2 separate regions of the Homo sapiens genome follow, and region 2 is linked to region 1. A link is an interaction called in ENCODE POLR2A ChIA-PET data of the cell type or tissue named here. Cell type or tissue: Panc1. All regions are shown on one strand.

What was found. Peaks named below come from ENCODE experiments on the same cell type or tissue, not always from the same donor. Only the 100,000 strongest peaks of a DNase experiment are listed, where the experiment ranks them.
Region 2: POLR2A ChIA-PET joins it to region 1 with 5 read pairs; 2 of 35 experiments call an interaction of 5 or more read pairs at or near these places.

Annotation. Positions count from the first base shown.
Region 1 is chr1:59,662,785-59,666,784 of GRCh38, reverse strand. The region is part of intron 12 of FGGY (FGGY carbohydrate kinase domain containing); the gene reads right to left. Among named protein-coding and RNA genes, the nearest start is that of MIR4711, 69 kb to the left of the region's middle. In Panc1, no CTCF peak of the experiment used is centred here; no DNase peak of the experiment used is centred here.
Region 2 is chr1:59,331,643-59,335,642 of GRCh38, reverse strand. All of the region lies in intron 2 of FGGY (FGGY carbohydrate kinase domain containing), which reads right to left. Among named protein-coding and RNA genes, the nearest start is that of FGGY, 37 kb to the right of the region's middle. In Panc1, no CTCF peak of the experiment used is centred here; a DNase peak (open chromatin) is centred at 2,462.

The DNA of each region.
Region 1 (4,000 bases):
GCATAAAGAAGGTGAGATCCAAGGCTTCAGGGTGGCTAAGGGCTAAAATTACCGCTGCTATTGCCTGAAACCAGGTAGTGGTTCTCTAAAAGGAGACTTCTGAGCCAAATCCATTCCCTGGTTGTTTCAGGGCTTCACCATATTTTCAATTCAGCCTTGTGTCTCAGTTCTTGTGCATTAATATCTTCCTAATATGCATTATCCTCATGTCTGTCTTGCTAAGTTCATTAAACTCAGTAAAAACCATTATTGCCTTAGAGTTATGGAAGTGAATCTCAATGTAGAATTCTTCAGTTTTAGATAGGATAGTTGAACATCTGAAAAATCTTAATTTACTTGAAAGTTCAAAAACTAGAGTTCGAAAATCAAAATTTATTTGGGATAAGGACTAAAAACAAAAAGATGAACTGTGATGTGGCCATAAGGGGGCAGCCACATGGTGATGTTTGAGAAAGGGGCTCCAGAAAAAATAGAGGAAGAGGATTTTTTGGTGGGTAGCAAGTCTTTGAAATGTTTAGAGATTGAGCAATCTGGGGAGATGTCACAGTCCTAAGTGTAGACCTGGGAGTGAATTGCTAAAAAGGAGGGAAGAGAAGTCAGAAGAGATAAGAAAGTCAAGGATCTGGGAGGACAATGTGTCTCCACAGATGGCACAGCCACCAAGAAGAAGGCATGAGCCAATATCTTGGTTTTTAGTGAAAGTGTGACAGTATTGTTCAGGTTGAAACCTAGGAATGTAGTGAGGGAGAGGAGGTGTTTTAGCTGAGGGCAAGAAGAATCGGAGTTTAGCCAAGGTAAGGAATAGGGTTTTGGGCCGGGCGCGGTGGCTCACGCCTGTAATCCCAGCACTTTGGGAGGCCAAGGCGGGCGGATCATGAGGTCAGGAGATCGGGACCATCCTGGCTAATATGGTGAAACCCCATCTCTACTAAAAATACAAAAAAATAGCTGGGCGTGGTGACGGGCACCTGTAGTGCAAGCTACTTGGGAGGCTGAGGCAGGAGAATGGTGTGAACCTGGGAGGTGGAGCTTGCAGTGAGCCGAGATCACACCATTGCACTCCAGCCTGGGCAATAGAGCAACACTCCATCTCAAAAAAAAAAAAGGAACAGGGTTTTGGAAGTCAGCAGGATGCTGCCCTGACCTCACGTCTTAGGGGGGTTGGGGGTAGAGGGCAAATGGAGCCTCCTTTGACAAGGCTGTCTGGGGAGCTGTCACCCCAGGGGATGGGGGAACCTGGGGACAGGAGTGGTCAGAGGGTGATCTGGGAACCATAGGACATGAAATCCTAATTGGTTTGGCATAAATCATGAGGGACAGGGGCAGTTCAGGAGCAAAAGGCACAGCAGTTCTAGCCCAGAGGTCTTGAGGGTTTGTTGAAGCTATTCATGAATCTGGTAAAAATATGGATTAGGTAAAACCTGGGCCTCCATAAACAATCTACAGATGTAGTGTGTTTAAAAAAATTCAAACATGTTGTGCCATATAAGGCCAGATCCTACATACTAACTAGGGCTGATTATTCCCAGATGTTCTTTGTTAAGCTTTTTGGGGGGTCATGAACCCCCTTGAGAATATGCCAAAACCTACTGACCTCCCCAGAAAAAAAAAGTCACATACAAAATAGTACTATAAATAATTTCAGGAGGTCTACAGATGCCTGAAGTCCATCATGGATCATTTGATGCCTGTGGATTCTGGGCAACCCCAGTCTGCTCTAACGGCATGAATTGTAGTAGCTAAGAGCATGAGTTTTGAATTCAAAAAACCCAGGCTGGCATTTAGGCATTTCACATATTTCTTGTACCTTAACCTTTCTATAACTCAATTGCCATTTTTTTTTTTGCCATGGGAATAATAGTATCATATTCATTTAGTTAAAAATTCTATAGATTGTCAGAAATGTCAACATGCAAAAAAATTAAAAATGTGGTCTTAGGCTTGATGAAATCTAGTAATACCTACCATACAAGTCTGCTGCTGTAGGCAGCAAAGGTAAAACTTGTAGAAGTGTCCAGCTCACGAAAGGTGCATACAAGGAGAGTTCTTCTGGTTATCAACTATATGCTAGGCACTCTGCTATGCACTTTAATAGCATCTCTAATCTTAAGGCAAATGTGAAACCTGCATATTGTTTTCTCCACTTAGGAGATATATAATTTGACTAAGCAATACAGTCTGTATGGAATGGGAGAATTGCTGTCTCCTAATTTGTATGGAAATGTCAGGAAAAACTGGTATCTTTGATATTTCTAAAACCAGGGACCTAGGGGCTTGCGATTAGCAGGCCTGAGACAAGAATAAAACAAAGCACATTTCCTGGGAAAAGGAAAGAAATGATCCGAATGAGAGGCACTCCCTCGAGAGGGGCTGTGACAGACAGCCTGTCTCTCCCCCATGTGGTATTGTCGGCTGGAATTTCCCACTCAGTCTGGCGGTTCCTTAGAGGACCTTCCCTTTCGGTGTCCCAGACTCCAATCTGTGTAATACTCCACCCTACTGAAATGCCCCACCAAAGGGCTTTGTGTGAAAATGATTTTGTGCTCACCTTTCTGGAAAAAATGTTTTCACAGAGAAATTTAAATTAAAATTAGGCTATTCCACTGGGAATGTACAGAACCGAATGCAAATCAAGAGACTTCAAATGCAAATAGTACCTTTTAAGGGTCTGTTCTGCAAAGAAAACTATAGATGAACAGGCTATGGATAAACCGGGTGGTTGACAGGTCTTTCAATTAAGCATGATCAAGAGAGAATTTTACTTCATGGAGGGTTTTGCACAGTCCCAAGTTAACTTGATTACAATCCTCTTTAATTTCATTTCACCCCTACAAAACAGCACCCAAAGATATGACTATATATAGAGAGAAATTTGCTTAACTTTCAGTTGACCGACAACAAATAAGTGCTCCGGCAATATTCAGGGCTAATGAAACAACATTTTTTTTTCCCAAGTTGAACATTATGGGAAAATATCTGTTATCAGAATACCTCATTAAAATGCACATTTTTTTGCCTAAAAGATCAGCACATCCAGATACATTTGCAAAACAGACTGAACCCCTCACAATTCACTTGACTCCACAAAAAAGGCTTATTGAAAAAAATCTCTGTCTTAAAATGCCTTCCTTTCATGGTATTATAAAGGTCATTAAGACAATGGACAGAATAAATATGATAGCTTTTAATACATGTACGGCCCATTAAATACAAGATTGATTTTCCAAGTGTGTGGTACTTGAGAAAATGTAGCTGGCTTTTTTTCTTCCCCTCTCCTGCCCGCATTAAGTTTAACCTCATTTATACATTTCTGGACTTCTGCTGCAGTACTCTTACCAGGAAAGGAACCTCTGTGAGACAATCCTGGCCAAATTAATGATATTTTCTAATATATATTAAGTAAAAACGATTCTTAGGAATATCTGAAAGCTTATTTCACCCATGTAGCTTTTACAAACAGATCAAAGGAAAATGCAGCATGGTAAAGTGGAAAGAGCAGAAGCCTGGGAGTGAGATGGAGAAAGGTTCAGATTCCAACTACCATACTCTAGCTGTTTGACCTCGGCAAATGGTCCTCCCCTTGTCTGTAAAATGAGAACAAACCCACCTACTTACAGGGTTACAGTGTTAAGCTACCAGTAGGCAAGGCACCGTCTTTGGTGCCTGGCACACAGTCGTGTCTGACGAAAGGTAACTGTCATTACCACTATGTGATGGTGCCCCTTGGTCCCTCCTGTTTGCCTCATCCTTCATGTCCTCCTCTTAGCATGTGCTCAAAAGGGGGAATATCACACCACTCTGATTTTCCAAGATTATTCATTTCAATATAAGCTATTCATTCTATGACTCTTTTATACAATAACATTAACAAATCTGAAAATAAAAGTTCCTCAATACAGTCAAATGTCCTTTAACCATGGGAATACATTGTGAGAAATGCATTGTTAGGTGATTTTGTCATGCAAACATCATAGAGTGTACTTCCACAAACCTAGATGGT
Region 2 (4,000 bases), 330 kb after region 1:
ATACATTGCTGATGGAAATGTAAAATACAGCCACATCTTACCACACAACCCGGCAACTTCAATACAAAATATTAACAAACCAAATAAAATAAAATAAAAACATACATCAACACAAAGAATTGTATGTGAATATTCATAGCAGCATTATTGATATTCCCAAGCTGAAAACCAACCAAATATCCATCATAGTTTAACCAACTGTTAAATAAAGTATTGTATATCCATATAACAGAATACTACTCAGCAAGAAAAAGGAACTACTGATATATGTAACAACATGGATGATCCTTAAAAACATTATGCTAAGTGAAAAGAGCCAGATATAAAAGAAAGCACGCTATGTGATTCTATTTATATAAAATTTCTAAAAAGAACACCTATAAAGACAGAAAGCGCCTCTGACTGGGGCTTGGGGTTGACTGCAAACAGGTGTAAGGAAACTTTTGGAGTAATAAGTGTTCTAAAACTGGAGTAGGTGATGATTGCACCACTGTATAAATTTACAAAATAACAGCATTATACATTTACAATGGCTGGATTTTATGATATATAAATCATACATCAAGCTGTTAAATACTTTTAAAACGAGTTGAGCTATGAAAGATAAAATGGAAAGACATCCATGATATATTAGTAAGGTTTTAAAAAAAAGAATATGCAACAAATTGTTAATAGTGGTTGCTCCTGAGGGTGGAACTGCAGGAGGAGGATATAGATTTTACACTTGTTTGTATAATTTTTAAAGTTGTAGAATAATAGATTTATCGATTAATTCTATTTTTTATTTTTGTTTCTATGGTTTCCTTTATAGAAAAAGCATGAGCGACCAGTTTCTATTAACTTAAAACATGACTACAACCTTTTAAATCCCATAAAAGTCAACTCAAAAATGTCCATCCTCATTTAGTGAAATTCACCTTAAAATATATAATTATTTTTTTCCTGTTTGGAAATACCAGATTTATAATTTAGAATTCCATTTCTTACTATTTAACATGTTCCTCAAACAAGAGCTTCACATAATTATGAGAAATGTCCAAAAAAGAAAAGCAGTAATTTTTTTCAAGTCATATTAATAAAGCATTGCCATATATTGAACATCTACTATGTGCCATATGTTTGACATACATATTATTTAATCCTTACAAAGCCCTCCAAAAGAAACATTTAATATTAGTTTTTCATGAAAAACAAGTGGGGGCCGGGTGCAATGGCTCACGCCTGTAATCCCAACACTTTGGGAGGCCAAGACGGGAAGATCACTTGAGGTCAGGAGTTTGAGACCAGCCTGGCCAACACGATGAAACCCCATCTCTACTAAAAAATACAAAAACTAGCCAGGTGTGGTGCCATGTGCCTGTAGTCCCAAATACTAGGGAGGCTGAGGCAGGAGAACTGCTTCAACCCAGGAGGCAAAGGTTGCAGTGACCCAAGACCATGCAACTGTACTCCAGCCTGGGCGACAGAATGAGACTCCATCTCAAAAAAAATAAAACAAAATAAAAGAAGTGGATGATTGGCGAGGGAAAGGGTGAACAGCAGGCACAGAGAGGTTAAGGAACTTGCACTTGTCACACAGCCAGTAGATTGCAGAGCCAGAATTCAAACTCAGTGTCTATTTTCTTTCCATTATACCATACTGCTCACCTCTGTCATCAGATAATTTCCTGTTGCCCAAGAGACTCATCCTGTGGAAAGGACATGTGATCTAGAGAACACTTGCTGCTGACCCATCTGTGACTGCTGGTAGTACCTTGACCCACAGTACCAAGTGAATACCCAGATGCCTTCACCACACTGATCTATCTAGACTTACAGTGTGAGGACCAAACCCATTTCCTGACAGGCAGTATGGCCTCATGACAATGAGTCACAAAGACTTGAATTCAAATCCTAGCTCTGCCACCATGGCTACGTGGCTGAAGGCAAGTTACACAATTCTAGCCATTGCAACTCCTCTCTTGCTTTGCTGGTTCATGTTTCTATAGCATTTACAGGTATGGCTATTTCTGCCTGGAATGTCCTTACAACTTGGCTTGGAAATCACTGGATAGTAGTTAAATCAGCGACTTTGGGGGCAGAAGACCTGAGTCTGAAATCTGGTTCTACTATTTCCGAGTTATATAACTTTGTGAAGTCAGATAAGCAGCTTCCTTGGCAGTACAAAACTATTACCTAAACCTGCATCTCCCAATGATATGAGAATTCAGCAAAATAAGGTGTGATGAGCTCAACATCTGGCATCAGTGCACAGTAAGTAGCAGTTTATATTAGAGCAAATTAGTTGCTTCAAATCTTTCCATGTGGGATACCAATCAATCAATCACCCAGCCCTAACTTCTACTTGCTATGTGGCCCAATTGGCTTCTGTGCCCAGAAAGTGCATGTCTGACTTGGGTAAGCCCATCTCACACAGGTCTGCAGTTAGTCAAAAGAGGACTTGGGTGAGAAAATATAGATGACTCAAACTCCATACCACAAGGCAGTTTGGGAGTAGAAACAAACACAGGATGTGGTGTCCAAAGAACTTCCTTCTGGTGCCAACTCCACCACTTCTAGGTCAGGTAATCCTGCACTAACTCCATCAACTTTCTGAGCCTCAGTTTCCTGAGTGAGAGATACCTCCCAAGTAAGAATCAAAGGCTTTGAATGGGATCAGTGGAGTCTGAAATTACTTTGAAACCAGTAAACCTTTATAGAAAATAGGATAGGAAATGCACTCAATGCCTTATTGTGTTCATGGAATGTTTTTATGTACAAAGCACAGCATGCTTGCTCTCTGTGTCACGTAAGCACATATAAAAATGACAAGCAAAAAGAGTAGGAATAGAAAAAATTGGATAGACTCAAATCTTTCTAAGAATCATGGCGGGAGTAACCTAGTAGGAGCAAGGAAAATATTTTCTTCAATGTATGTTATGAATCCCCTCAACAGACCTACAGAGTGCTCAATATTACAATCATGGCCTTCAGTCACAAAGACTCAGCGTCTCTATCTTTCAAACAGAGACCTCTCACAAGAAACTGGAAGAGTAACTGTGGCATGCATTTAAACCTGATCTAGCTAGGTAGCCACTACTATTTCCCCAGCCTTACAAGGAAATGCCTTATGATCATGCTCATCCACAGCTGAGGAACATCGCCATTCCCAACCCCTCACCCCACACCATCTAAACCATCCCAGAAAGATGACTGTCAGAGTCACACTACCCAGAAGGCCTCTGGGGCTTGACCTGGTGACCTAAGAATTCTTTTTTATATTCTTATTAATGGAAGAAGAAAGCAGCCCAGTAATCTCATTGTAACAGCTTGGAATCAAGAGAATTTCCCTAGCTAGAGAGAAAGCACATTGCTCTTCTAAAGAATTTCCAGAGAAAGAGATTTCTGCAACCTCATTTGGTAACCTGTTCCATGTCTAACAACTGTCAACTCGTAGCTATGGGGCAGCAAACAAATATTTGGGGAAGGGATTGTGTATCACTTTCTTCTTATTGTGGGAAATGGTTCAATTCTGCATGTGTTTTAAATCAGCAAGATCTGCCATATTGGGTGGGGAGATGGTGTTTCTTAGAAACCCTCCAAACTGAGAACTGGAGGGTCAGATGCATACCTGGTTTTATCCTTAGCTCTATTTAGAGCAAGGGTCAAAGCCTGGGGCTTCATAGACATAATCCAGCTTGCAGTAGAGTTCTGAGTGGCAGGTACTGTATTCTTTTAAATCTTGATTTGAATGCCTTTGTCAGCTTTGGGGGCGTGCGAGGAGTTATGCAATCACCAGTTCCCTCAGGCTCCATCACTACCTGTTGGTTACACAGTTCAATCACTCACTTAGCCATAAGTCCTTAGCGAAAATAATCAAGCCCCTTCTAGGGTCAGGCTGTGCAGAATTTTCTCTTCTAGGTATTGGAAAAACAATGGAGAGAAAAACTTTTTTTTTTAATCCTTGCTCTTTTGGAGATTACATTTTAGTAGGGATAGACAATACCCAATAAATCAAATA